Linked DNA regions of Homo sapiens: region 2 is linked to region 1. The links are chromatin loops, found by intact Hi-C in ENCODE. Cell type or tissue: spleen. All regions are shown on one strand. Links, peaks and the distances in the headings refer to the core of each region. The heading gives the core; the rest is flanking DNA.

The links. Peaks named below come from ENCODE experiments on the same cell type or tissue, not always from the same donor. Only the 100,000 strongest peaks of a DNase experiment are listed, where the experiment ranks them.
Region 2: it touches region 1 in a loop (3-fold over the local background); 92 of 110 quality-filtered maps call a loop at or near these places.

What each region holds. Positions count from the first base shown.
Region 1 is chr11:72,474,872-72,490,301 of GRCh38, reverse strand. It overlaps the pseudogene ART2BP. Among named protein-coding and RNA genes, the nearest start is that of CLPB, 48 kb to the right of the region's middle. In spleen, for the core only: CTCF peaks have their summits at 7,681 and 7,885 (motif pointing left); a DNase peak (open chromatin) is centred at 7,841; H3K4me3 peaks cover 581 bases; H3K27ac peaks cover 1,324 bases.
Region 2 is chr11:72,557,948-72,573,377 of GRCh38, reverse strand. LINC01537 (long intergenic non-protein coding RNA 1537) reads right to left here and starts at 2,722. Exons shown (of 2, transcript NR_126364.1): 1 at 2,471-2,722; 2 at 156-2,350. RefSeq lists a silencer at 10,915-11,122. In spleen, for the core only: no CTCF peak of the experiment used is centred there; no DNase peak of the experiment used is centred there.

The DNA of each region.
Region 1 (15,430 bases), core at 3,562-11,561:
ATTTACAGAAAAATTGAGCAGATAGTACAAAGAGTTCCCACACGTCCTCTGCACAAAAGTTGTCTTATTATGAACATCTTTGTTAGTATGATACATTTGCCACAATTAATGAACCAATATTGATACATGATTGTGAACTAAAGTCCATAGTTTATTCAGATTTCAGTAATTTTTACCTGATGACCTTTTCCTGTTTCAGGATCCCACCCAGAATATCACAATACATTTAGTTGTCATAGCTTCTTAGGCTCCTGTTGGCTGTGACAGTTTCTCAGACTGTCTTTGTTTTTTGATTATCTTGCGAGCATTGAAAAATACTGATCAGCCGTGTTGTAGGGTACCCCGTTCCTCTCAGTCTCTGGTAATTTTCTTTGCTCTGAGGTCATCTTTATCTGATATTAGTAGTTATTCCTACTTTCTTTTGATAAGTGTTTTCATGCTATCTCTTTTTCCCATCCTTTCATTTTCAACCTGCCTGTGTTTTATATTTGAAGTGAAGTTTTTGTAGGTAACATATAGTTAGGTCATGTTTCTTAATTTAGTCTGCCAATTTCTGTATTTTAATTGCTATATTTAAATCATTTACATTTTTGGTGAAATGTACTTATTTATTTTTAATAATATTTTTTTTATTTCCATAGGTTTTTGGGGAACAGGTGGTATTTGGTTACATGAACAAGTTCTTTAGTGGTGATTTGTGAGTTAAATCATTTACATTTAATGCATTTCTTGGTATGTTAAGGCTTCATTCTGCTATTTTGTTTCTTGTTTTCTATTTTTTCTCTCTGTTTTGTTTTTCCTGCTTTCCTGTGTGTTACTTGAACATTTTTTAGAGCTCTGTTTTTATTTGTCTGTAGTATTTTTACTGTATGTCTTTGTATGGCTTTTTAAGTTATTGCTGTAGATATTATACATATGTACATTATCACGGTCTACTAGGTTATCATTCACTAGTTTGAATGAAACTGGAAATCTTACCTCCCTTTAAATTCATTTAATCCCCCATTTATGATACAATTGTCTTAAAAATTTCCTTTCTCTGCATTTAGGACCGTATCAGGCAGTGTTACAATTTTCGCTGCAACTATCTAACACACTTTAGAAAATTCAAAAGGAGAATAAGTGTTTGTATTTATTTGCCCAAATTTTCCCATACCACATTTATTCTTCCATTTTGATGTTATACGATTTCCTCTTTTATTGTTTCCTTTACGTTTAGAGAACTTCTTTTAACTGTTCTTTTAGTGGTCTACGGGAAACAAATTCTCCTTTGCTTCCTTTATTTTCCTTTGTTCATAAATGTCTTGATTTCTACTTCATTCCTGAATGATATTTTCACTGGATATAAGATTCTAGGTCAACAGTTCTTTTCTTTCAGCACTTGAAAAAGGTTGTGCCATTTTCTTCTGGCCTCCATTGTTTCTGATGAGAAATTGGCAGTCATTTGAATTATTTTTGCCCTATATACAAGATGTTATTTCTCTCTTGCTGCTTTCAAGATTGTTTTTACTTTTTTTATTCATACACACACACACACACACATATATATTTTATATATATATTCTTTTTTAAATTGAGACAGGGTCTCGCTATGCTGCCCAGGCTGGTCTCAAACTCTTGGTCTCAAGCCGTCCTCCCACCTTGGCCTCCCTAAGTGCTGAGATTACAGGCATGAGCCACTGTACCTTGCAAGATTTTTTCTTTGTCTTCAGTTTTCAGAAATTTGGCTTTAATGTGCCATGATGTGGATTTCTTTAGATTTATCCTGTGTGGGTTTTTCTCAGCTTTTTAACTCTGTAGGTTTATGTCTCTTGCCAAATTCGGGGAATTTTCAGCCATTATGTCTTCAATACCATTTTAGCCTCACTCTCTTTCTCCTCTCCTGGGGCTGTATGACAGCAATGTTCCATCTTTTGCTAGGGTCTCACAGGTCTCTAAGGCCATGTTAATGTTTTTTTCAGTCTATTTTCTCACTGTTGTTACAATTGGGCAATTTTTGATGTTCTATTTTCCAGTTCACTGGTTTTTTTTCTGTCTCCTCTATTCTGTTGTTGAGTCTATCCACTGAGTGTTTTTATTTCAGTCATTGTACTTTTCCATTTTAAAATTTCCATTTGTTCCTTCCCCTTTTATCTGTCTGCTTAGACAGTCCATTTTTTCATTTGTTTCAAGTGTGTTCATAATTTCTCATTAAGTGATTTTTACAATACTGCTTTAAAATCTTTATCAGATAATTCTGACATTTCTGTCATCTTGCTGATGGCATCTATGCATTGTCCATTTTGATTAAGTTTAGGATCTTTCTGGTTTTTGGTTTGTGTCATGGACTAAATGTTTGAGTCCTACAAATTAACATGTTGAACCCCTAACCCCCAATGTGCTGGTATTTTAAAATGGGGCCTTTGGGAGATAATTAGGGTTAGATGTAGTCATGAGGATGGGCCCTTTGTCTGATGAGATTAGTGCCCTTATAACAAGAGACAGCAGAGAACTTGCTGTCTGTTTCCTCTTGTGAGCAGAGAGGAAAGGCCACATGAGGACCGAGTGAGAAGGCTGTCGTCTGAAAGCCAGGAAGACAGCCCTCACTAGGAACTGATTGGGCTGGCACCTTGATCTGGAGACTTTTCAGCCTCCAGAACTCTGAGAAATAAATAAATACCATCCAGTCTATAGTATTTTGTTACGGCTGCCTGAGCAGACTAACATAGTACAGCAAGTGGCTTTCTATTAAACCTGTACATTTTAGATATTATGTTATAAGAATCTGAATTGTATTTAAATTATCTGTTTTAGCTGTTTTTTAAATAACCACTCCAGCAGGGGATAACAGGGTGGCACCACCTGATTATTACCAGTCAGGGCTAGAAGTGCAAGTTCTCCACCCAGCCTCCATTGACACATAAGGAGAAGAGCTCCTCATGACTGCCAGGTATGACTCCCAACGTGGTCCTCACTGACACTGCAGTGGGGAGGGAAACTTGTTACTATCTAGCAGGGATGAGAGTCCCAGCTCCCTACTCAGTCTTCTCTGACATTACCCCGCAGGGGTTGGGGTGCTTCATTAGTGTCGAGTAGTGTAAATCTACACTCCCCACTTGGCCTTTGCAGACATGGGTGGTGGAGGAATCACAGTTTTTCTTTGGTGTTTGGCTAGAGTATAGCAGTTACTGTTTAGAAGTTTTCTGTCTTTCTGCGTTCTCCTTTCCTGGTCTTCTGGCTGGAAAGAGCAAGCCTTTGTTGGGCCTTTCCTTGTCTGTGCATGTTGGCATTTGCAAACTGCTCGCTTCTTCACTTCCAAGTCTGGGATATATGAGGCAGGAAGAAAATGTAGAGAACTCATTACTGTGTCACTCCTTCAGTCCCAAAGTCCCTATCTGGTCTCCCTTCTTCTGCACATCTTCCAAAGTCTAATGTTTATTTTACATATAATGTACAGGGACTTTAGCTGTACTTGGCAGGAAGAATAGGGAAAAGTACACCTATTTCATCTTCAGGGAAAAGGGAGTTCTATATACTGAGTTTTCAATTATAATTATTTTATGACTTTATGTCTAGAAAGTCTATTTTTCTCTTTTTCAAGTCTGCTTTGCAATTCTTTATAGTTTCTCATTTCCTACACATGCTTCTCAAGCATTTCTGTCGTTTATTTATACTTATGGAGCATGTTATTATATAAACTCTGATAATTCCATTACTGGATTTTTTGTCTTCTGAATCTCTCTGTTTTCATTTCTACTAGTCCTTGCCCATGATACCTTATTTCTTTGTGTGGTTAATTATGATTTACACTAAATTATTCACCTTTGAATTTTATTTCTAAGACTTTAAAAAGACTTTTTAGGCTGGGCGCAATGGCTCACGCTTGTAATCTCACCACTTTGGGAGGCCGAGGTGGGCAGATCACAAGGTCAGGAGATCGAGACCATCCTGGCTAACACAGTAAAACCCCGTCTGTACTAAAAATACAAAAAAAATTAGCTGGGCGTGGTGGCAGGCGCCTGTAGTCCGAGCTACTTGGGAAGCTGAGGCAGGAGAATGGCGTGAACCCGGGAGGCAGATCTCGCAGTGAGCCAAGATCGCACCACTGCACTCCAGGCTAGGCGACAGAGCGAGACTCCGCCTCAAAACAAAAAGGCTTTTTATTGAAATACAACTTACATCAGCAAAGTGTAGAAATCCTAAGGTTAATAACGTTTTACTTATGTGTGCACCTGTGGAACTATCACCCAGATCAAGATGCAGAACGTTGGCAAAGCCTGGTGACTCACGCCTGTAATCCCAGCACTTTGGGAGGCCAGGAGTTTGAGACCAGCCTGGCCAACATGGTGAAAACCCATTTCTACTAAAAATACAAAAATTAGCTGGGCATGTTGGTGTGTGCCTGTAGTCCCGGCTACTCAGGAGACTGAGGCAGGAGAATTGCTTGAACCCGGGAGGCAGAGGTTGCAGTGAGCCGAGATTGCACCATTGCACTCCAGCCTGGGCAAAAAGGGCAAAACTCCATCACCCTCCACCAAAAAAATACAGAACATTTCTGGCACCCCAAAAGACATCCTTGTGCCTCCTACTAATCAGTACCCACTCCAACAGTAACTGCTATTCTGATCTCTACCACCATATATTAGTTTATCCTATTTTAAAATGTCATATAAATGGAATCACATAATATACACTTTTTGTATGTCTGGCTTCTTTCATTTAACATTGTCTTTGAGATTCATCCATATTTTTCATGTATCATGTTAGTAGTTCACTATTCTCATTGCTGTTTAATTTTTCACATGTATGCTATATTTATATATATTCCTACTGATGTCGTGAATATTACATATGATATTTCATACATATTATTTAAATATCTAGTATGATTCCTTTGTCAGATATATGTACTGCAAATATTTGCTCCCAGTCTATGAGTTGCCTTTTCGCTTTTTTTTTTTTTTTTTGAAACAGACTCACTGTTTCCCAGGCTGGAGTGCAGTGGTATGATCTCAGCTCACTGCAACATCCACCTCCTGGATTCAAGCAATTCTCCCACCTCAGCCTCCCGAGTAGCTGGGATTACAGGCATGCACCACATGCCTGGCTAATTTTTGTGTTTTTAATAGAGATGGGGTATCTCCATGTTGGCCAGGGTGGTCTCGAACTCTTGACCTTAGGTGATCTACCCACCTTAGCCTCCCAAAGTGCTAGGATTACAGGCGTGAGCCACCATACCTGGCCCCTTTTTGCTCTCTTAATGGTGTCTTTTGGTGAACAGAAGTTCTTAATTTTGGTAAAATCCAATTTATCAATCTTATGTTCTGTCTAGGAACTCTTTTCCACCCATATTCTCCTAGAGGCTTGATTGCTTTATTTTAGCTTCCACATTTAAGTCTACGATCCATTCTAAATTAATTTCTGGTAGTTGCGAGGAAGGAGTCAAGGTTCAATTTTTCAGCTTAGTTATCCCATCAACCCATTTATTTAAATAACTGATAAATTGGAATGGAACCTTTGTCATGAATCCCACACATAAATATATGTGTGGGTCTGTTTCTGGGCTCTCTGTTCTATTCTTTAGGTGGTTTTTTCTCTTTTTTTTTGTTCCCAGAGGAGCAATAAAGAGTTGCATAAAGAAAAAGTGGATGAAGTCCTCCCACCCTCTTCTCTTTGAAGTAACCACGTTACCACTCTGAGAGGCATTTAGCTTTCCTCCATGCTCTTACAAACATATGTAATCATACACAGTGTGCATTTACAAAGAAGTTTTTAACCACATGGGGAGATGCTTTCTTGTAAAACAACGAGAGTAGAATATAAATTTGTATGTATCGAATGTAAATTTCTATGTATCAAACTGTATAAGAGTAGTAATAAAAAATAGCACTTACCATGTGCCAGGTGCTTTACTAAGTGCTTTACGTATATTAACTCATTTAATTCTCACAGCAGCCTGAAAAGATAGGGACAATTTTGCTCCCATTTTACAGATGATGAAATAGAGACACAGAGAAGGTGGAACTTGCCCAGTGCCATACAACCAATATGGTGGAGCTAGGATTCAAACCCAGCCTGTCTGGCTCCAGAACCCATATTCTTAACCAGAATTGGTTAGAATAAGACACGTGGAAACATTAGTTGCACTTACCTCTATGAATTATGATTTTTATTATTTATCCCTTGCTCACTGCCCTTCACCCTTCTGACCATTAGGGCCAAGTTCTTTCCCAGCCTCAAAGCCTTTTCATTTCTAGTATAGACAGTTCCTCCATGACTCACTGCTCAATCAACTGCTATTCAATTTTGAACTCTCAGCCTAAATTCCCCTTTCCCATGAAGTTCGACCTGACTTCCTACACAAGTATGGCTTCCCTGAAACTATTTCACAACTTCCTGTCCCGTGCTTTTCCTTTCTAGCAGTCAGCACAATTGTACATAACAACTTCTGGAATGAGTTGTTTGAACAGCTGTCTTCCCTGAGCACCCCCTAACTGTGGGCTCTATGAAAGCAAGCTCTGGGTCTGTCTTGTTAATCTTTGGGTGCCCAGAGCCTTGTCTGAAACATGTAGATGCATGTGAGGGTTCCACTGTGGAGCAGATCAGCGAGAGATAGGCCAACAGGAGGCATGGCTTGGGGAGCCTTCTCAATGTGTTCTAATACGGGTGCAGAGGGAGGTGCTGGAATCAGACACATAGCCCTGAGTTAAAATACTGACTCAGCAAGCTGTGCAAACCTGGACTATAACACTCATGTTCTGAGATCTACTTCCTCTCATATAATATGGGGTTAAAAATATCACTTCGTGGCCGGGCGTGATGGCTCACTCCTGTAATCCCACCACTTTGGGAGGCTAAGGCAGGTGGATCACGAGGTCAAAAGATCGAGACCATCCTGGCTCACATGGCGAAACCCCATCTCTACTAAAAATACAAAAAATTAGCCGGGCGTGGTGGCTGCGCCTGTAGTCCCAGCTACTCGGGAGGCTGAGGCAGGAGAATCGCTAGAACCAGGGAGGCGGAGGTTGCAGTGAACCGAGACCACGCCACTGCACTCCAGCCTGGTGACAGAGTGAGACTCAGTCTCAAAAAAACAAACAAACAAAAAAAAACCCCTCATATCTACAAGAGTACATGGCACACAGTAGATGTCCAATAGTTAAATGAATTTATTGAACGTTTTTGAAAGAATTAAATATGATTTTTTTCCAGTTTCTTAACTTCTCTGTACCTCTGTTTTCTTATCTGTGAAATGAGATAATAAATAAATGAACTTGCCTGTTTCTTTTTTTTTTTTTTGAAAGGGAGTCTCGTTCTGTCACCCAGGCTGGGGGTGCAGTGGCGCAATCTTGGCTCACTGCAAGCTCTGCCTCCCGGGTTCACGCCATTCTCCTGCCTCAGCCTCCCGAGTAGCTGGGACTACAGGCACCTGCCACCACGCCCGGCTAATTTTTTTGTATTTTTAGTAGAGATGGGGTTTCACTATGTTAGCCAGGATGGTCTCGATCTCCTGACCTCGTGATCCGCCCGCCTCACCCTCCCAAAGTGCTGGGATTACGGGCATGAGCCACAGCGCCCGGCAAAATATGCCTTGCCTATTTCTTAGGATTGTTGTGAGAATTCAAGAATATAATCCACGCAAAGCACAGAACCCAGGGTCTAGCATGGAGGAAATGTTCAATAACGGTTAACTATGCTTCTTATTATTATGGGTAAAGCACCTTCTGGAGTGCCCAGTGCACAGTAGGCACTCTGTAGATAGATGGTGCCAAATGTTACTGACTTAGCCTGGGTGGTGTCATGTCCGGCTGCTTCTAGGGCAATGCAGGGTCCTGGCTCTGAGCGCGCCTCTTGGTTCCAGGTTTGGTGCTGTACTGACACCACCCAGTGGCCAGCATGGGCTACTGTAATCCCAGCCTTGGCTAATACCTTGCTCCAGGGTTACTCTTCCAAACCTGGACTCCGTCCAAACCTTAAGAAGAGCCTTGTGCATTCCCTTGGAAAACTGGGAACACTGGCGACAGAGAAGAGGAAATGGATTTGAAAGATAATTCAAGAATGTGGATTCAACAGACTTTGTGATCAATTATATATCCAGTGGGGAAGGAAGATGGATTTGTCTAAAATAGTGGTTCTTAAGTAGGGGTGATTTTGCCAAAAAGGGGACATCTGGCAATGTCTGGAGACATTTTTGGTTGTCACAACTTGGAAGGAGGAATGCTATTGCAGTCTAGTGGGGATAGACCAAGGATGCTGCCAAATATCCTACAATGCACATGACAGCCCCTCGATAAAGAATAATCCAGTCCCACTGGGCACAGTGGCTCACGCCTATAATCCCAGCTCTTAGGGAGGCAGAGGCGGGAGGATAGCTTGAGCCCAGGAGTTCAAGACCTGCCTGAACAATATAGTGAGACCCTGTTCTCCACAAAAAGGAAAAAAAAAAAAGAATTATCTAATCCAAAATGCCAAAGTGCCAAGGTCAAAATAACCTGGTCTAGACAGTCTAACCTGGGCATTCACTGCATCAAGAAAAGCTGTGAAAAACCTGTCACATGAGCTATCACTACTGTGTCCAGTTCAAGGATCAGGTAGGTCTGAGGACAATCCTAGCCAGGAGCTAGCACAGCCTATGGAATTCTCTCAAGTCAAGGAAGGGGAAACATTATTACAGATCATTTATTTCTTCAACTTACAACATTTATGATCACAATACATATATTTAAACTATTGCTGACAGTGTACGTGGTTATTAATCACACTGAAGGACTTAAACACAGAATACAAGTCATGTTAACTAGAAATTCTCAAAGTAGGCCTGGCGCAGTGGCTCACACCTGTAACCCCAGCACTTTGGGAGGCCAAGGCAGGAAGACTCCTTGAGCCCAGGAGGTCGAGACCAGCCTGGGCAGCATAGAGACCCTATCTCCAAAAAAAAAATTTTTTTAATTAGCCAGGCATGTTGGCACACACCTGTAGTCCACCTACTCAAAAGGCTGAGGCGAGAGGATCACCTGAGCCCAGGAGGTCAAAGATGCTGTGAACCATGTTTGTGCCACTGCTATCCAGCCTGGGTGACAGAATAAGACTCTGTCACAAAAAAAAAAAAAAAGGAGGGGGGCAGGATGCAGTGGCTTACACCTGTAATCCCAGCACTTTGGGAGGCCGAGGTGGGTGGATCATGAGGTTAGGAGATCGAGACCATCCTGGCTAACACGGTGAAACCCCGTCTCTACTAAAAAATACAAAAAAATTAGGCAGGCATGGTGGCGGGTGCCTGTAGTCTCAGCTACTTGGGAGGCTGATGCAGGAGAATGGCCTGCACCCGGGAGGCGGAGCTTGCAGTGAGCCAGATCGTGCCACTGCACTCTAGCCTGGGCGACAGAGCGAGACTCCATCTCAAAAAAAAAAAAAAAAAAAAAAAATCTCGAAATAGGTCACACAATCTTAGAATTCAATTAGGAGATCCTTTGGATTTCCTTGCAGAAAAAAAGCAGTAACTGTGAACCAAGGAAAAGATTCCACTTCTCGTGCTTCCTAGTATTTGCTATAACAAACTTGGGAAGCAGTCAGATCCTTACCCTTCCTTTAATATCTGCTCTACGCTATAGAAAATGTGCAGTCAGAAAGCAGGTTAAGGGCTCCACTTAGTGGGAAGCAACAAGACCAGGAGATCAGGCAGGAGAACCAGGAGCACAAGGCCTTCTCTTGTGTCTGTGAAGGGAAGAAATGTCTCAGAACATGGACATATGAGACCTTTCCAGCTCCACCCTTCTGACAATAAACCAGGCCTGGCCTGGTGGCTCACACCTGTAATCACAGCACTTTGGGAAGCCAAGGAAGGGGAATTACTTGAGGTCAGGAGTTCAAGACCAGCCTAGGCAACATAGTGAAACCCTGTCTCTATAATAATAATAATAAAAAAATCAAAAACAAACCAGACAGAGGGACTTTCGGGCCCACTCCTCTACATTCTCATATGAAATCCACTCTCACCACCGGGAATTCCTGTGACACTCCAAAGATTCCAAGGATATTATCTTTTAGTTCCTTTCCTCTCCACTGGAAATTCCAACCCAAGAAAGTCTCAAACTGCTGCAGCTGTCAAGCCTGATGAACAACTCAGTTCCTCCACCTGTAGGCCTTTGTGCTTAGGGCTGCAAGTCCTCAGCTCTGAATGACCTTGGCACCCCGGGTGCTGCTCCTTATGTGAGAAAGACCTTTCCTATCTGGGCCTGGCGGTCCTCTGGCCATTAGGGGAACCCTCTGTGCTTGTCTTTCTCCACCCCTGAAAGTATCTCTGGCTCTGGAAACGCTATTTTTTGTGACATTCTCCACCCAACATGGCTTTGCAAAATATGTGTTCTACTCACAGGTTGACTGGTGTACTTACTCTTGGTGAAGCTACCAGGATCTGGTGGGAATCATTTGCTCCAGATGTGAGGTGGCATCTTTCCTCTGCTGGCCTATTTACCTGACCATCCTGTTTCCAGTAAGGCCCGATAGGAATTTTGCAAGCCTACAAAAGTTCCTTTCGAAAGCTCAAAGTTCCCCTGGAATCACACCTTAAGTTTTTGTTTTTCTGTGTATGGAATGCTCCTATATTTTCCAGAGAAATTTTAGAACAAACTTCCATGGACGTATTCTACAATCTAATCAGAACTTGAAATTACTCCACCTTTGAAATCTCAAGGCCCATCAATCTGTTTTCTGACCACCCCTCTCAGTCTGCCCAGCTTCCACTCTCTACCTCCTAGAGCACCTCATAGAGAGCACCAGTTCCCAAGCCTGCCTCCATCACCATGGCCACCTGCTGAGTTCAGGCACCCTCATCTCTTGCCCCAATTTCTGCAGCAGCCACAGCCTTCTGCCCGGAACCAGGTCTGCCCATTCTCCTGGCCCTCTGATGTGTCCCCCAACGTGGCAGTAGTTTTCATAACTCGTTCTGCCTGGTGCCCAACAGATCCTTCTGGCCTTTCTGCATAGCAGAGGTTGGGAGCTTTACTGGACTGCTAAATTGCCTCATGGCTCTGTGCCGGTGCCCTGCTCCCTATTCCAGGACATCAGCAGACCCAGACTCACTTGAACTGAGAAGCAGTAGAAATTACTGGCTTTATTTTTTCAAAGTTAACATTATTATTGTTTTTAAGGGTGACATTCTGAAACACCTTAGAGCTTGGAATCAGCACTTCATCTTCACGTGGGCCAAAAGCATATCTCTAATAGAAACTTCTAAGAAGGTTCTGATGACAAGGACTGAGGCTTTCTATTAAAATATGGTGTGTATGAGTAGCTATTTGTTGAGGGAAAAAAATACAAGGAAAATTGGCCAAAATTGCATTGCCTCTCCCATGGTAATGAAACTTGGTGCAACAGCCTCTATAAATGATGTAACACTGCCCTGTAGTGAGAAGTTGAAGAGCTCTTGTCAAATAATAAGAGAAAGCTTTAAACTGAAAGTTTTGTAAAATTTGGAGGAATTCTCTTACAGTCCTGCTAATAACCCTGGCACTGTATACCCAGTACAGGCCACTAGAGCTGTTCTGTGGAAATCGTTGAATTGTTTATTTTGGTTTGGTTTGTTTGTTTCCCCTCTGCCCTTTCACATTCAGTTTTAAATTTTTTGTTTGCTTTCAGTTTCTCTCTCTCTTTTTTGTTTTTTTAATTTGAGACAGGGTCTTGCTCTGTTGCCCAGGCTGGAGTGCAGTGGTGTGATCTCAGCTCACTGCAGCCTCAACCTCCCGGGCTCAATCAATCCTCCTGCCTCAGTGTCCCATGTAGCTGAGACCACAGGCGTGCCACCACGCCCAGCTAATTTTTGTATTTTTGGTAGCAACGGGTTTTGCCATGTTGCCCAGGCTGGTCTTAAATCCGGAGCTCAAAGGATCCACCCACTTCAGCCTCTCAAAGTGCTGGGATTACAGGTGTGAGCCACCGTGCCTGGCTGAAAAATTGTGATTCTTATTTATAATCCACCATCTCTAACAGACCCTCATCATAGCTCCACTCCAGGGTCTTCTTGTTTTATAAAATATGAAGGAGTAGCTGTCAGTAGGATGAGGGTCCAGAGGTAGTAAATATTACCTGTACTATTAGCCACCAAATTGGAGTCAAAAGGTGATCTGTCATGTCTAAAATTGATGTCATCTAGTAGTTGAACAAAGACTTCACATAAGACCGTGAAAGTGAGGCCTGAGCACTAACTTCATTGTTGTTGCCTTATTTCTGTGCTAACGACCATCAACCACCAGTGTAGGGTCCAGAACTCCAGACTTGCATTTACGTCTGCATCCTGGACACCTTCCATCTTAGGTAAGTTCCAACAGAAAATTTCTCAATGGTGCGTGTTTTCCATTTCTTCCAGCATGGAGCTATTTTTATTAAACGATGGAATGTTATTATCATCTTTAAGTCTGCAGTCCTATATTCCACCGCCGTCTGACCTAATTCTGCCAGAATCTGGAGCACGGCAGAACCTGAGAATGGTCGACAGGGCCAGCAGGATAAGAGTGAGTATCTGTAGTAAGCCTCTTTGCTGTCTTTGAGTTCTCCTTGATCTGACTCCATTTTTAAATTTTTATTTTGTTATTTTTAGAGTCGGGGTCTTGCTCTGTCACCCAGACTGGAGTGCAGTGGTCCGATCATGGTTCACGGTAGCCTTGAACTCCTGGGCTCAAGCAATCCTCCCACCTCAGACTTCTGAGTAGCTGGAACTACAGGCACGCACCATCAAGCCTGGCTAAGTGGCTGGAATTTTTTTTTAAGAGAGATTTAAGCGAGGTGGGGTTTTGCTATGTTGCCCAAACTGGCCTCAATCTCCGGGCCTCAAGCAACCCGCCCTCCTTCAGCCTCTTCAGTTATTGGAATTAGAGGCGTGAGCCACCAAGCCCAGCTGTGACTCCATTTTTGAACTTCTTTTATTTGAGAAGTCTTCGTCATTTCAGAGAGTGATCATAAACTGAGCCTGTCCACTCCCCTGATACCTTTCCCATGTAACCCATAAAAAGGTTGAGTTTTCTGCTTTTATCCCTAGGCTAGACTAACCTTTCAAGGTCCTTCCCCAGACCAAAGGTTAGAAAAGAATTCCAACTTCTCACATTTCATGTTAAACCACATGTCCCTAGATTGTCAAGTCATACTTAAAATAAAATAACTGGGCCAGGTATGGTGGTCCATGCCTGTAATTTTAGCACTTTGGGAGGCTGAAGCAGGAGGATAGCTTGAGGCCAGGAGTTTGAGACCAGCCTGGGCAAGATGGCAAGACGCAGTCTCCACACACACAAAAAAAAGTTTAAAATAAAATAATTGATATACTGAAGATGACTAAAAATTAGAGTTTCTCCTTAATGTTTCTAGGAATTATGTTGTTCTAAAACATCCAGTAATTCACTTTCCCCTTAATAATTAGAATTAGTTATCCCAGCCGATAGAGTAACCCACATCTCTGCCTATTGGCTCAGCGGCATGAGGAAAACAAAATGGCAACTGAGCAGTCTTAGCTTCCAACTTAACGAGTCTGCAACTATGTTCCCTATTGGAAGCATTTTCTCCCTTAGCAACTAAGGCTTCTAAACCTGCAAGGAATAAGACAGTGGGGACAAGAAGCAAATATTCTTTAACTGGATTATTAGATGCATTCATGAGAGGGGCCTCTCTTACTCCACCCTCCTCCTTTCTATGCTTGTGTGTCCCTGCTGTAGAGAAAATAATGTCATATATTGGTTGCTGATGTAAAGAATGTACTGCTCTTCCATTTGTTAGGGTGCTGTATTTCTGCTGGCACCATAACTGACCTTCAGCAGGTCATTCTCTCAGTAACCATGACCTTCATAGGTGATTCTCTCAAGCCAGCTGTTTCTGGGTGATAACATATATCCTAAGGTTAACATAAATCTCATGGTATGAGCCTGTTGCCACACCTCTTCCACTATAAAATTAGCCTCTTGGTCAGATGTATGGGATACCATGTTGGTAAAGATGACATTCTTGGCTGGGTACAGTGGCTCCTGCCTGTAATCCCACGGCTGTGAGAGGCCTAGGCAGGAGGATTGCTTGAGGCAATCCACACGTGCTTTCCAGCTTTTCCAGCTTCAATGCTAGTCTCTACTCATTCTGACCACTAACCATGAAAAGAAAGGAGTTTGAACCAGCCTGGGCAACACAGCAAGATCCTGTCTCTATAAAAAATTTAAAAAGTTAGCCAGGCATTGTGGCATGTGCCTGTAGTCCCCGCTACTCTGGAGGCTAAGGTGGGAGAATATCTTGAGGCCAGGAGGGCTCATATTGGAAGCTACAGTGAGCTATGATTACAACATTTCACTCTAGCCTGGGTGATAGAGCAAAACCCTGTCTCAAAAAAAAAAAAAAAAAATGACATGGTTCTGGTAGAAGCATTAGGAACAAGGAAAAAAACTCTGGAAACATATCTATTCCCATGAGAGCACTTTCTGTCCTCAATGAAGGAAGGGTTCCTATTAAATCAGTTACCACCAGAGATTCCTGGCTAGTTTCTCTGGGGAATGGTGCCATACTGGGGACTCATCCTTGGCTTCTGCAGTTGGCAGCTGGGCACTCACTAGTGGTGGTAGCCAAATAAGCTTTGGTGAGAGGATATAGATGTTGTTAAGCTTGTGTGCAGCTTCCATCTCTTCCATCTTGACACTTTGTACCTGGTCCATTGAGCAACAACTGGAGGGGCTGGGGAAGGAGGCCAACTGACATCTGCACATCCAGTCATCTTGTCCACCTGATCACTGAGTGACTCATCTGCAGTGGATGACCTCTGTTGGGTATTTTTGTGGGACATGATTGCCTTCATACTCTATGCCCATTCCAAGAGGCCCATCTACGTATCTCTTCTCCAGGTCATCCATGTCATGAAGCCACAGAGGCCATAGGAGTGGGTGAAGGAGAGACACTAAACAATGGTGAATCATGCAGCCAATGGAAGGGGTTCAGTCAATGACTAAGTATGTCTATTTTAACTATATATGCAGGAACAAGGGAAATAACTAGATTCATTGGACCCACTGTCCAGTGATGGACTGAGGCCAAGAATCCATGTATCACATGACCTCCATAAGCCCTTGTTCCGACCAGAAGACCAGGTTGGCATTTTGTACCACCAATGATTAGTACACACTCAGAACCAGTGTATAATAGCTTCCAAAGGGTTTGGGTATTTTCTCTCCCAATGCACAGTCATTTTAGTAAGTGGCTGCAGGCCTTTCCAGGGGAGGCTTGGAGGAAAGTTTGTTTGTAATATATACTTACTGCCACATTGCAAGATCTTTCCTTAAAGGGACTGAGCCTTTCTCTCAATCAATGAGCAATAGGCCTGCGAACTGTCTTAGGTTTAATAATTGGGTATGAGGCAGTAAATTCCCACTGTGGTGACTTGAATCAGGTTTCTATTTTTCAATAATATAGATAAAGCCACATCTTGGTAGAC
Region 2 (15,430 bases), core at 3,630-11,629, 83 kb before region 1:
AAAATGCTTGGGGCCAGAAGTGTCTCAGATTTAAGATTTTTTTCGGATTTTGGAATATTTGCATATACATAATGAGATATCTTGGGAATGAGACCCCAGGCTAAACAGGAAATCCATTTATGTTTTATATACACACAGCCTGAAGCAGTTTTATATAATATTTTGAATAATTTTATGCATGAAACAAAGTTTGTGCACATTGAAGCAAGTGTGGAATTTTCCACTTGTGGCATTATGTCGGTGCTAAAAAATGTTTTAGATTTTGGAGCATTTTGGATCTCAGAACTTTGCATTAGGAATTGAGGACTAAGTCTGATATTCTGTCTTACCCAGATTCCTACCTAAGAGGTCTAGGAAGTCATGCCCTACAAACCATACATTCTCATCAGATGGGTTTTATTTGACCCTATATGTTGTGATTTACTTTTCAATCTGACTCTGGCATAACATTATGAGACAAGGAAAAAAATATTTAACCCCAAAATATATTTCCGTGCCATACCTTGAAATTGCCCTGCAAAGTCTCTTGTGGGAAAAATCCACATTCTATAGAGATTCCCCTTCCGCCTTTGTTTTCCTTCCTTTCTTTCCAGATCCAGGAGATAATCAACTAAGTAAGAGCCAGGCACCCTTTTAAGTCCGATAAGAGACAATTTACAACTTGCTCTGTCTGAAGTCTGCTATCTGAGAGCTTCCTCTGCACAATAAAACTTGGTCTCTATAATCCTTTATCTTTAAACTGAACATTCCTTTCTATGGATCCCAGGTCTTTAGACAAACTCAAACAATTGTCAACCAGAAAATGTTTAAATTTACCTATAGCCTGGAAGCCCCCCGCTTTGAGTTGTTCTGCCTTTCTGAACCAAATCAATGTATTTCTTATATGTATTTGATTGATGTCTCATACCTTCCTAAAATACATAAAACCAAGATGTATCCCGACCACCTTGGGCACATGTTCTCAGGACCTCCTGAGGGCTGTGTCACAGGCCACGGTCACTCATATTTGGCTCAGAATAAATCTCTTAAAATATTTTACAGGCTGGGTGCAGTGGCTCACGCTTGTAATCCCAACACTTTGGGAGGCGGAGGTGGGTGGATCACATGAGGTCAGGAGTTCAAGACCAGCCTGACCAACATGACGAAAACCCAGTCTCTACTAAAAAATACAAAAATTAGTCGACCGTGGTGGCAGGTGCCTATAATCCCAGCTACTTGGGAGGCTGAGGCAGGGAGGATTGCTTGAACCCGGGAGGCGGAGGTTGCAGTGAGCCGAGATCGCGCCACTGCACTCCAGCCTGGGTGACAGAGTGAGACTCCATCTAAAGAAAAAAAAAATTTTTTTTTACAGAGTTTGACTCTCCATCAACAGAATGCTGCACCTATATGACCCTCTCACACTCACAAACACAGAGGCATTCTCATGCTGACACATGCACACACACACATGCTCATTCTTTGACACACAGGCATGTTTACCTGCAGACTCCATACAGCATATACCCTGTACAGTACACACCCATACAGACTCATTCTTTGACACACAGGCATGTTTACCTGCAGACTCCATACAGCCTATACCCTGTACAGTACACATCCATACAGACTCCTCAGGGAAAATGGAAACTGTTTCTTGGAGGCCTCCAGCCTGTATAGCTGTTCTCTGAACAGAACTGAGGCCCATCAGTTCTACCTTAGTGAGATCCCTGGAGGTGGTACCTGCCTGATGAGCGGTCTCCCTCTGCAGAACGGTCCCTGGGAAGGCAGAGCCAGCCTTGCGTGTGAACAGGGATAGGCAGAAATGATGCTTCCCTCACCCCTTCTCTGTGCAGGAAATAACTACTAGAGAGCATTGCAAGGCTTGGTGCTGTGCTGGTGAGGGCGGACGTCATGACAGGGAGTGAACCCAGACCATGAAGGGGGCTTCCTGGAGGAGGGTGAGGTGAGGCAGGTCTTGGAGTTTGGATGAGGAGGACGGGAAAGGACTTGAGGACATTGCAGATAGACCAGGAAGGCAGGCTGGGAGGTGAGGAGGTGCAGGAGGCTGTGCTTCTCGGGGCTCAGTCTCCTTGAGACAGGGGTGGGACTGAGGGGTGGATTGGTTGGGGGTGTGCTGAGGAAGGATGGTGAGTAGATGCTATTTTCATAACCTTGGTTGCAGTCTCTTGGGAGGGTGCCAAGTCCAGGCAGGTGAAGGAGTTGAAGGTCTCCTCCGAGCAGGAGCTAAGCCCTCCCCCTCTAGTCTTAGTTTTTCTGTCCATAAACTGGGATGATGAACCCCGCTGGAGGTGGTGAGGGTCGGGGGCAGAGCAGAGCAGCCATTATGCTCAAGACAGGCTCTGGACTGCACCTGGGGAGAGAAGGGAGAATCAGGGTTGGGGCAGGAATGAAGGAAGGGGCATGGGAAATCAGGGGAGGAGGCAGCATGGGTGGTGTGGGAGGATCAAGGATGTCAGGGCAGGCCTCTTACCTGACTGAGGTTTGCACTCCTGGGTTCCCTGTCCTGAAACACAAAGCAAGAGTTGTCCCCATACAGCGAATCCCTGCTCTTCAGCACTCTTTGCAATGCCTCTGGGCTTTCCTTTCTATCCTGGCAGGATGAGTGTTGGGATTCCTCACTGGTCTTAGTTTTCCTGTCCATTAACTTGAAGGATGAACCCACTGGAGGCTTTCAGGATACAGAAGATGTTCTGAGAGGAAGGCTGCCCTGTGTCTGGGCAGCTGTGTGGGAATGAAGTCTGATAGACGGCACAGCCAGATTTTTCTCTGAGGGAATACCAAGATCAGTCCATACAGGAAACAAAGCACAACATCAAGTTTGGGGACTGGTGGGTCAGATGTGAGAATGGGAGGTGTGGCAACATCCTGCCAAGATGGCTGCCACTCTCAATCCCTAAATCACCCCTGGGAGAACTACAGAACTGATTGGGATGCATAGGATTCTAGGAAAAGACAACAGTGTTATAGCCCAACAAGTTCTTCTTGCCTGCTGCCCAGAAAGACTAATGCACTGAGAACAGCAGGTGCTGCAGCAAAGAAAGAGTTTAATAATCACAGGGCCAGCCAAGGACAGGAGATGTTTCTCAAATCTGCCGTCCTGAGAATTTGGAGGGTAGGGTTTATTAAGTATAGTTTGGTGGGCAGGGGACTAGGAAATGGGGAATGTTGAAGAATAAATCACAGGGAGTTGAAGCTGTCTTCTTGCACTGAGTCAGTTCCTGGGTGGGGGTCACAGGACTGGTTGAGTCAGTTTCCTGACTTAGGTTACTGGTCTGGGTGGTAACATCTGGTTCCTCAGAATGCAAGGTCTGAAAAATATCTCAAATACCGGTCTTAGGTTTTACAATAGTGGTGTTATCTATAGGAGCAATTGGGGAGGTTACAAATCTTGTGACCTTTGGCTTCATAACTTCTAAGCCATAATTCTAAACTTATGGACAATTTGTTAGTTTTATAAAGTTTTATAAAGGCAGTTTTGGTCCCCTTGCAAAAAGGGGGTTAGTTTCAGGAAGAGGCTATCATCATTTGTTGTTGTTGTTGTTGTTGTTTGAGACGGAGTCTTGCTCTGTCGCCCAGGCTGGAGTGCAGTGGCACGATCTCGGCTCACTGCAAGCTCTGTCTCCCGGGTTCATGCCATTCTCCTGCCTCAGCCTCCTGAGTAGCTGGGACTACAGGTGCCCGTCACCATGCCCAGCTAATTTTTTGTATTTTTAGCAGAGATGGGGTTTCACCGTGTTAGCCAGGGTGGTCTCAATCTCCTGACCTCATGATCTGCCTGCCTCGGCCTCCCAAAGTGCTGGGATTACAGGTGTCAGCCACCGCACCCAGCCTCATTTTTGTTTTAAAATTAAACTATAAACTAAATTCCTCCCATAGTTGGCTTGGCCTGTGCCCAGGAATGAGCAGACGATGTGCTTGTGAGGTTAGAAGGAAGATGCAGTCAGCTGTGACAGATTTCTCTCACTATCATTCTCAGTTTCTCACTTAATTTTTCCACGGCAGCCTGGGGTGCGCTGGGAGCAGGGAGAGATAAAAGTGAGAACTGGGTTGGAGAGGAGTGCTTGGACAGTCACTGCCTCCCATTTCACCTGTGCACAAACTCCTGATGTGAGTTGATTCAGTGAGGAGGGGCCAGCCAGGTCCCCGTGGGCATCATCCTAGCACTTTCTCTCCCCAGTCCCTAGGATGGGTGGCTCACAATCCAGGGAGATGCCTAGGGCTGCTTCTTTTCTAGATATTCCAGTCAGAGGAGGCTCCAGCAGAAGGGAGTGTCCAGCTGTGGCTGTGGGGTGCCTGGGCCTCACATCTTGTCCTCGCCTTGGTCAGGACCCAGCACAGATTAGGATGCTGCCTTCAGCTCATCCCCAGCACATATTACCAATCCGAGTCATGCTGCCCTGAGGGAAACATTGGTCCACAGGTCAAAAGAATACAACTAAAAGAAAGAAAACAGGTCAGGCACTGTGGCTCACTCCTGTAATCCCAGCACTTTGGGAGGCCGAGGTGGGCGGATCACGAGGTCAGGAGATCGAGACCACCCTGGCTAACACGGTGAAACCCCGTCTCTACTAAAAATACAAAAAAAAATTAGCCGGGTGTGGTGGCGGGCGCCTGTAGTCCCAGCTACTCAGGAGGCTGAGGCGGGAGAATGGCGTGAACCCAGGAGGCGGAGCTTGCAGTGAGCAGAGATGGTGCCACTGCACTCCAGCCTAGGCGACAGAGTGAGACTGTCTAAAAAAAAAAAAAAAAGAGAGAGAGAAAAGAAAGAAAACCAAACAACACAGACAAATCAGGCAGACTTTAACAGATGGGTCCAGAATGTAAAATAAATGCTTTAAATTTCCCTAAAGAGATAAGGGAAGATATTAGCAACATGAAGTAAGAACAAGAAATCATTCAAAAAGAACCATTTGAGACCAGCCTGGGCAACATAGCAAGGCCCTGTCTCTCCAAAAAAAAAATACCCAAATTGGCTGGGTGTGGTAGTATACACCTGTATAGTCCCAGCTCCTCGGTAGGTTGAGGTGGGAGGATCGCTTGAGCCCAGGAGGTCGAGACTGCAGTGAGCCATGATTGTGCCACTGCACTCCAGCTTTGGTAACAGAACAAGATCCTGTCTTCAAAAATACAAAACAAAAAAACAAACAAAAAAAGAGCCAAGTAGAAGTATCAGGGATGAAAAGATTATAGTTGGAATAAAGAAGGGGACAGATGAGAAGAGCAGGGAGGATTCAACTGAAGAGAGAAATAGTGAACTTTGAGGATCAGCTGGACAAACTCTTGATAAAGGCGGTTGGAAAGGGATCAAGAAATAGAAGGTATACGAGAAAATAAAATATAAGAGATGTGGAGGATAGAAGTAGAAATGCCAACATCCAGGCAATAGATATCCCAGATGAAAGGATAAACAAATTGGAGGAAATATTTATAGAAACAGTGGACATAAATATACTATATTAAAAAATTGAAAGACCTAAAATTTAAAGGGATCTGAGAGTGTCAATCATGGGAGATAAGGACAAACTTCCAACCAGATGCATTATTTCATAAATTTAACACTACCAATGCAAAGAGAAAATTCCAAAAACTTCCAGAGAGAAAATGCAGGTCACCTAAAAAGGAGAATGAACCAGGTTATCATCAGAGTTCCTAACAGTATTCACTGCTGGTTGGAATGGATAAAGATGGGACAGTCAAAGACTGTATATACACATCCCCTACATGCAACAGAGAATATACAATTTTCTGCACATACAGAGTATTTGAAAAATTGACCATCTGTTACAGGGATCCGCAACCCCCAGGCCATGGACCAGTCCCAGTCCCTGGCCTGTTAGAAACCAGGCCATACAGCAGGAGGTGAGTGGCAGGCGAGCAAACGAAGCTTCATCTGTATTTACAGCCTCTCTCCATTGCTCGCTAATATTACCGCCTGAGCTCCATCTCCTGTCGGATCAACAGCGGCATTAGATTCTCATAGGAACGCAAACCCTATTGCGAACTGGGCATGCGAGGGATCTAAGTTGCACACTCCTTATGAGAAGCTAATGCCTGATGATCTGTCACTGTCTCCCATCACCCCTAGATGGAACTGTCTAGTTGCAGGAAAACAAGCTCAGGGCTCCCACTGATTCTACATTCTGGTGAGTTGTGTAATTATTTCATTATATATTACAATGTAATAATAATAGAAATAAAGTGCACAATAAATGTAATGCACTTGAATCATCCTGAAACCATCCCCCACTCCTCGTCCGTGGAAAAATTGTCTTCCACAAAACCAATCCCTGGTGCCAAAATGGTTGGGTACCACTGAACTATGAGACCCCACAGAAGCCTAAAGGCCCCAAAGGATCAACATGACATAATGTTTTCTGACCATAATATAATAAACATAGATATTAATAGACATTAATCACAAAAGAATGGTTAAAATGTCCATATATCTGGAAGTGATGTAGTATGTTATTAAACTACTCTTGGGTTAAAAAGAAAACTATAAAGGAAATGATGAAATACTTAGAACTAGACTGTAAAAACAAATCTCCACTACATACAGTATCAACATTTATGGAATAGCCAAAACAGTACTTGGTGAAATGTATATCTTTAAATTCATTTATTGGGAAACAGAACACTAAAAATGAACTAAGCATTCAACTTAAGAGGCTGGACAAAAGACAGCAAAAGAGCAAAAAGAGGAAAATTAAAATGGGTCAGAAATAAATAACCCAGAGAACATCAACAACAGCAATTAGAGATTCCCCAAACCAAAAGCTGGTTCTTTTAAAAGATTAGTAAGACTGACCTCTGATAAGACTGATCATAAAAAAAGAAAGATGTAGACATACTAAGTATAGAACAAAAGACAGACAATATTTACAGATACCAGAGGGGTTAAAAACATAAAAAAAGAGTATCATTAAAAATTACAATTTAAAAGGCTGGGTGTGGTGGCTCACGCCTGTAATCCCAGCACTTTGGGAGGCCGAGGCGGGCAGATCACAAGGTCAGGAGATCGAGACCATCCTGGCTAACATGGTGAAACCCCGTCTCTACTAAAAATACAAAAAATTAGCCGGGCATGGTGGCAGGCGCCTGTAGTCCCAGCTACTCAGGAGGCTGAGGCAGGAGAATGGCGTGAACCCAGGAGGCGGAGCTTGCAGTGAGCTGAGATCGGGCCACTGCACTCCAGCCTGGGTGACAGAGCGAGACTCCATCTCAAAAAAAAAAAAAAAAATTACAATTTAAAAACTTGGATGAAATGGATACATTTCTAGAAAAATATAAAATTCACACGATATAGAATTTGAATAGGTCAATGTATGTTAAAGGAATGAAATGGCAGTTAAAAACCTCCTCTCAAAGAAACTCATTTTCCAGATAGCTTTACAGATAAGTTCACTAAACTTTAAAACTTTGGGAAGTGTCTGGTTTATATAAGTTATTCCAGAAAACAAAGCAAACTCCCCAGTTCATTTTATGATGTTAACCTGTTCTTGATTTTCAAACCAGATAACGCAAAATAAGATAATGCAAGATTAGTTCAGTTTCATCTAGGAGTTTAGATGCAAAAATCCTATATTCAAAATGCTAGCTAACCAGATGCAAATGAATATTTTAAAATGCATCATAATCAGATAGAAATTTTTTTCTAAGGGATGCAAGGATGGTTTCCACTCAGAAAACCTATCCATATAATTCACAATATTAATAGACTTATGGAGAAAATTATAGGATTATTTCAATTGATGTAGAAAAGAGTATTTGATGAAATTGATACCTATTTGTGATTTAAAATAATTCAATGAACTGGGATTATATGGGAAATTAACTTGGAAGAGGTAATATTCCAAAACTCTCCAATTAAGATTTTAGTCAATGGAGGAATTTTGATGTATTTCCTCTGTGAATAGAAATAAGACAGGGATGCCCATTATCACCAATCCTGTTGCACCTAGTACTAGAGGTCCCGGCCAATGCTTTAATGAAAGGAAAAGAAATAGGTGTACATTTTGGAAGGGAACTGATTAGAGTGTCTTTTTTCACAGATGATACAATTGTCTATCTAGAAGCAAATAGAATCAACAGACAAACCATTAGAACTAATAGGAGAGTTTATCAGTATTTCTGGAAATAAGATGAAAATTAATGCTATTTCTCTACAACAACCAGAACCAATTGGAAAATGTAACTCAAAAATAGTATGCCACTCACAAAAGCAATAAAAATGATAAAACATCTTAGAAATTAATCTAGCTAAGAATAAAAATGCTATCTTTGGGACAATATCTAGACATCTGATAAGAAAAGGAGATTATTTGAATAATGAAGGATTCCATGCTCTGGATGAAATGACTTGATATTACTACAAGTTAATTCTCTTAATGTAGCAGGACAAACCGCAGACAAAAACCCTCAGACACCGAGTTAGAGAAGGAGGGGCTTTATTCGGCCAGGAGCTTCGGCAAGACTCACGTCTCCAAAAATCTGAGCTCCCGAGTGAGCAATTCCTGTCCCTTTTAAGGGCTTACAACTCTAAGGGGGTCCACATAAGAGGGTCGTGATCGATTGAGCAAGCAGGGGGTACGTGACTGGGGGCTGCATGCACTGGTAATCACAATGGAACACAACAGGACCGGGATTTTTCACAGTGCTTTTCCATACAATGTCTGGAATTTATAGATAACATAACTGGTTAGGTCAGGGGGTCGATCTTTAACCAGGCCTCGGGTGTAGCGCCAGGCTGTCTGCTTGTGGATTTCATTTCTGCCTTTTAGTTTTTACTTCTTCTTTCTTTGGAGGCAGAAATTGGGCATAAGACAATATAAGGGATGGTCTCCTCCCTTACTAAAAGTAATTTAGATATTTAATACAATCCCTATACAAATTCCTGCTGGTTTCTTGAGCAACACAATAAACTCCTATTAAGTATACATGAAAAAATAAAAATCTGTGAACAGCAAGTTAAATTTGAAAAGTGAAAGTAAAAAGAATATGATTTTTAAGTGATACTATAGTTTAAAAAAAATAGAGACGAGGTCTCACTGTTGTCCAGGCTGATCTCAAACACCTGGGCTCAAGTGGTCCTCCCGCCTCGGGCTCCCAAAGTGTTGGGATCACAGGTGTGAGCCACTGCACCCAGCCAAAAGTGACATTGTAATCCATCACAAGAGTAGGAAAAAAAGGTGATATTGGTGCCAGAGAGACAAGAGCGTTAATGGGACAGAGTAGAGAGCTCAGAGGGGAGCATATGTACAACTAGGAACTTTACAATACTACCCAGTAAAGATGGGACTCCCACTTCTAGGGGAAAGGATGGATTGTTGGGAAAACTCACTCATAATATGCAGAAATAGAAGACTGGATCCCTGCTTACCATCACACACACAGGTGGATGCCAGGCAGATTATAGACTAAACATGAAAGGTAGGAGTGTCAGGTCAACAGAAGAAAACACAGAGCATCTTTGTGTGCATGGAAGACAAACCATAAGAAAAACAATTTGTGAATTCAATTAAATTGAAATTGTGGATTTCTGTTCAGTGACAGATGTCAAGGTAAGGTTAATAGAGAGCCGCTAGAAGGAGAGATGTTATTTGCAATGTTTAAAATTGACAAGAGGCTAATATCTGGAATAGATGAGAAATCCCCACAAGCCAGCAAGAAGAGGACAGTAACCCCAATAGGAAAAGCCCAGAATAAGCAATTTATGGAAGAGATGCTCAAACTATTTGATTATCAGAGAAGCAGAAATGAAAACAAGAAGATATTTTACACCTGTTACAGCGGCAGAACTCAAAGAGCCAGATGATGTCGATTGTTGACAGGGATCCGGGAAATGGACACTTTCACACAGTGGCCATGGGAATGTAGACTGATGCTGTGCTTCTGGACAGCAACATGGCAGTACTCCGTCAAAGTGTCCAGATTCCCTAGACCAGCAGTGCCACTCCTGGGTATATAGCCCAGGGAAATCCTCCCACAGGCTCAAAGGGCACAGGAATGAAGATGCCGGCGGAATGTACAGCATGTTGATGGGCAAAATAGGGTGTATGCACACTACAGGGTACTACTTAGCAGGTAGAAATAATGTATAGACATACCTATAGCAGCATGAATCCTAAAAACATACAGCTGAGTGAAGAAAGAGAGAAAGAGAATGAGATCTATCATACACTACAATTTACCTAAACTAAAATATTGGGCTTCAGAATAACAGCATTCAATTTATAAGAACTCCCATTGGCAAAAGGCTCACATTAAGTACATAAATTCTTTTGAGGAGAAGAGAAGAATGGCAGGGAAGAACGAAGATGAAAAGGAATCCGTAAATAAACCATGAGCAGGACCCTGTATGGGCCAATGATGGTTCCACGCTGTGAACTCAGGAGTAGGATTAGCTCAGCCCTCTGCACCTGAGGCCTGGGGAACAAATATCATAGGAACAAGAAGCACACCTGCCCCCAGTCAGCCTCCTCTGAGTTCCTTAATTGTTCTTGTTTGAGAACGCATTTGTCTCCGGAAGCAGAGCCTTTCAGAGAGTATCTGATTCCTGGCCCTTAGAAAGCCTTGCTAAATGCTTACTTAGTGAATGAAGGAGTCTGTGAATGGATGAATGGGCAGATGAATAACTGTTAAAGAAGAAATGAGCTAATGATTGAATTAGTAAGTGAATTGGTGAATGCAATGGATGGGCCATTGAATGAATGAGTGCATGCCAGAATGACTGAGTGAATGAATCAAGACGTTAAAGAGTGACTGGATTGGGTGAGTCAATGCAATGATGAGTGAATAGATGGGTGAATGAATGGAGAATGAATGAGGGAGCCGGGCTGCTTGCGCAGACCTTGAGGAGAGCTCACCTGACAGGCAGGCACAGTTGAGATGGTTGCAATTCTGCTTGGTGCTCTGAAGAGTTACTAGGCTGCACACCTGCCCCATCACAGGAGAGGCTGGCAGCCACAAAACCTTACGGGGGGAAGTAGCACCTCTTGGGAAGCCTGACCGGCATGGATGGAAGCTCCGAAGCAGGTCTGCAGGGAGAAAAATGCAGCATTTCCAAAACTGAGGACTACCCCCTGGAGGCAGCTGGAGGTGAACAGGCCCTGTTGGACAGAGGCCCCTATCCTCCCAAGCTCAAAGTGGAGGCTGTCCATCCCTAGGAATACTGCCTCCCAGGGTGCCCACAGCAATCCCTCTGCACTGCAGCAGTGGCGGGGCTCAGGTCAGGTAGAAATGCAGGGCCTTGAAGGGAAAGTGCCTCATGTAGAGCTCTCGGGAGCCTCTGCCTATCCACAAGGCCTGGCTCAGCTCTCAGTTCAGGGCGTTGGACAAGTTGATGTTGGCCAGGACTGGGCTTGTAAGCTGGGGTGGAGCAGGGTGGATGGGATGGAATGTTGTGTGGTTGGGAGGGGAAGGGCAGAGAGGGGATAGGTCTGGTGAGTTCCTCAGCATGAGTGCTTCCAGGCCTCCCACAGCCCACATAGGCATCATTGCAGGTGTCCTGAGCCAGGGTCACGATGGTGAAGCCTCAAGTGTGGGCAGGAGGGAGGGAGGGGGCCTCAACCTGGGCTGAGCCAGGCTATCAGCTAAGCCTATTTTGGGTGCTTTCCTGTGTTTATTTCATTTATTACTGGCAATCTCCTTATACAGATGTGGAAAAGGAAGCTTGAAGAGCCTAGGGCCACCCAGCTAGGAAGTGGTGGAGCCTGGATTCAAACTCCAAAGTGTAGAGCTCCTAGGAGCCACCGCCTGTCCGTCCCCAAACTCCAAAGTCCATCTTTGGCCTGAAGCCTATACCCAGTTACTACCCTGTAACAGCTCCTGAGGCCAGGTGGAGAGGGCAGCCCTCAGTCTGGGAGGGCATGTTGAGGTGAAGGTACCTGCAGCATCTGCAGCCAGAGGCTTTCTCATCTCCTCTCGGCAGTGGCTGAAGAACAATCTCTTAAATGGAAGGCTCTCCCAAGGACGGTCAGGAATTATTATCCCCTTTGTAGGCAAGGGAAACTGAGGCCCAGAAGTTCAGCTGGTGAACCCTCCTTCAGAGCAAATAGAGCTTAAAGAGCACCTTCAGGGTCAGATGAGGAAACTGAGACCTAGAAGGAGTAGGAAATTCTAAGATCACTCAAAGATCGAAGGGAGAGCTGGTGCAGAGGGCTGAGCTAATCCTGCTCTTGAGTTCACAGCGTGGAACCATCACTGGTCCTTCCAAGCTCCTGCTCATGGTTTATTGGTGGATTCCTTTTCATCCCCCTCCTCCCCTGCCATTCCTCTCTTCTCCTCAAAAGAAATTATGTACTTAAGCCAGGCACGGTGACTCACGCCTGTAATCTCAGCACTTTCGGAGGCCGAGGTGGGCGGATCACGAGGTCAAGAGATGGAGACCATCCTGGCTAACACGGTGAAACCCTGTCGCTACTAAAAATACAAAAAAAATGGCCGGGTGCGGTGGCTCACGCCTGTAATCCCAGAACTTTGGGAGGCCGAGGTGGGTGGATCACGAGGTCAGGAGATCGAGACCATCCTGGCTAACACGGTGAAACGCCGTCTCTATGAAAAATACAAAAAACTAACCGGGCGTGGTGGCCGGCGCCTGTAGTCCCAGCTACTCAGGAGGCTGAGGCAGGAGAATGGCATGAACCCGGGAGGTGGAGCTTGCAGTGAGCAGAGATGGTGCCACTGCACTGCAGCCTGGGCAACAGAGTGAGACTCTGTCTCAAAAAAATAAAAAAATTAAAATTTAAATTTAAAAAATACAAATAAATTAGCCGGGTGTGGTGATGGGCACCTGTAGTCCCAGCTACTCGGGAGGCTGAGGCAGGAGAATGGCGTGAACCTGGGAGGCGGAGCTTGCAGTGAGCCAAGATCACGCCGCTGCACTCCAGCCTGGGTGACAGAGTAAGACTCCCTCTCAAAAAAAAAAAAAAAAAAAAAAAAAAAATTATGTACTTAACGTCTAGCCTTTTGCTGATGGGAATTCTTACAAAATGAATGCTGTACCAGCTCTCATTTCCTGGCCCAGGTTCTCTGCCCTGTCACAGGAATGGCAGTTTCTGGTCCAGCCTCAGGCCCCACGCTGGGCTCACCTTACAGACCAGCCCCTGGTTTATCTCCCATGAATCACTGTGCCCCTGTACCTGCCTGGTGCGGGTTAGAGCAGCCGATCCTCTTTTCTCTTCCCACCTGCCTCTGAACCATTTATCTGGCTCTCAGCTTAGACCACCTGGGTAGCGTGTGCCTATTAGGGGCAGGTAGATTCTCTTCCCAGGTAGACTGGGAGCCCCTTAAGGGCAGGAACAGATCTGCCTCAGCTCTGGTTTCCTACATCCCTACTCAGAGTATGGGACATAGTAGGTGGTCCAAACAGGTATATTCATTGACTGAAAGTGGCTGAGTCAGGATTTAAACGCACCCAGTCATCCAAACTCAACTGAAGACTGAAGGAGGCCCTATGAAAATCTCCAAATTCTCTCTCCAATTCTCTCTCTAGGCAACTTTTGCTCTCTGGCACCCTGCCCTGGGTGTTCCAGCTTAGAAGCCCTCCTCAGCCTCCTAACTCCATCGCCTCAACTCAGGGAGGCTTCTGGGCTTCCCCTCGGTTCCCCCGCCTAGCCTGTGGCATGGAAACTCTCTCCAGGCAATAAGTGGAGCATTGTGGGGCTCACCACATCTGTTTCCTTCTTCTTAGGAGTCAAAGTCATTGCCTGATATGCAATGCCTTGAAAACCTTCATTTCATAGATTTTTGCCCCTTTTTTGTTTGTTATTTTAGACAGGAGGGTAAATTTAGTCTTTATTAGTCTATTTTGGATGGGAGTGCATGTCTATTTCATTAATTTGTACTGCTATAGAGTACTCCATGTTTGAATGTGAATAGACATTTGGATATGAAGCTTCTGGCTGTTGGGAACAATGTTCCTAGGAAACTCTTGTATATGTTTTGAATATACCATTGTATGAATATATTAGAATTTATTTCTTCATTTCTATTGTTAATGCACATCTTCAAGCTTCCATCTGGGGTGATCATTCCTTTTGACATGAAAAATACCCTTTTAGTATTTCCTTTAGTGCAGGCCTGCTGCTGGTGAATTCTACTATTTCTGTTATTAAATGTCTTTGCAACGGAGCCTACCTCCTGCCCTGAAGGCAAGGTCCTCTCCCCTTCCAACTGGGTGTTTTCTCAAGAGATTGGGAGAAAGAGGCAGGCATGCATCCTGTATTTTTAATTAAAATAAAAAATAAAAAAATATTTCTTCTTTATTCTTGAAGGATATTTTTGCTGCTATTGAATTCTAGGTTAGGAAGTATTTCTCTTAGCCCTTTGAAGATAACATTCTATTCTCTTTGGACTTCTATTGTTGCTTTTTTTTTTTTTTTTTTTTTTTTTGAGACAGAGTCTCGCTCTGTTGCCCAGGCTGGAGTGCAGTTGCGTGATCTCGCTCACTGCAAGCTCTGCCTCCTGGGTTCACGCCATTCTCCTGCCTCAGCCTCCCGAGTAGCTGGGACTACAGGTGCCCACCACCACGCCCAGTTAATTTTTTTGTATTTTTCATAGAGACGGGGTTTCACCGTGTGTTAGCCAGGATGGTCTCGATCTCCTGACCTTGTGATCCACCCGCCTCAGCCTCCCAAATTGCTGGGATTATAGGTGTGAGCCACTGCGCCCAGCCCCTGGACTTCTATTGTTTCTGATGAAAAGTCAGCCATCAGTCTTATTATTTCTCCTTTGAAAGTAATACATGTTTTTCTCTGGCTGCTTTGAATAATTTATCTTTATTTTTGGTCTGCAGAAGTTTTATCACAATGTGCTTAGATGTGGTTTTCTTTGTATTTATTCTGTTTGAGATTCATAGCATGTCTTTTTCAGTGTGGTTTGCAAATAGTATTTCTTGAATCTGTGATGATTTTGCCTTTCCTCAATCTAACTTCATCAAGTATAGATAAGTGTATTTCCCATAATTCCCAAAGCATGGTAAGAAAGTTCTACAAAATTCTACTAAAATCCTGGGATAACAGGAAAGAAATCATAATGTAGAGATAGGGAAAACATTTTAAATTAGCCACTATATTATTGTCTTTAGGGTTTAAACTTAACATACTTCCTTGGAAGAGAAGGGTCCCTGGTGGAAGTCTCTTTCTCCAGCTCCTGATCTATCACCAAGAATGTGTCCCTACCTGGAGTCAGGGCATTCCACCTTCTTATCTGATGCCTGGTGAGATGGAAAACTAGTTTCCCTCTGTCTCTCTAGTTTAGCATATGCCTCTCAGTCAACATTTACACTTTAATGCAGAACAAATTAGCATCTCATTGCTTAGAACTCCTTCATATCAGAATAAGATTTTGGATTTACTACTGAGTAATCAAAATGTCTCTTAAAATATTTGCACCAAATAATTGATCAACTTGTTACCACAGGTAAATTCTG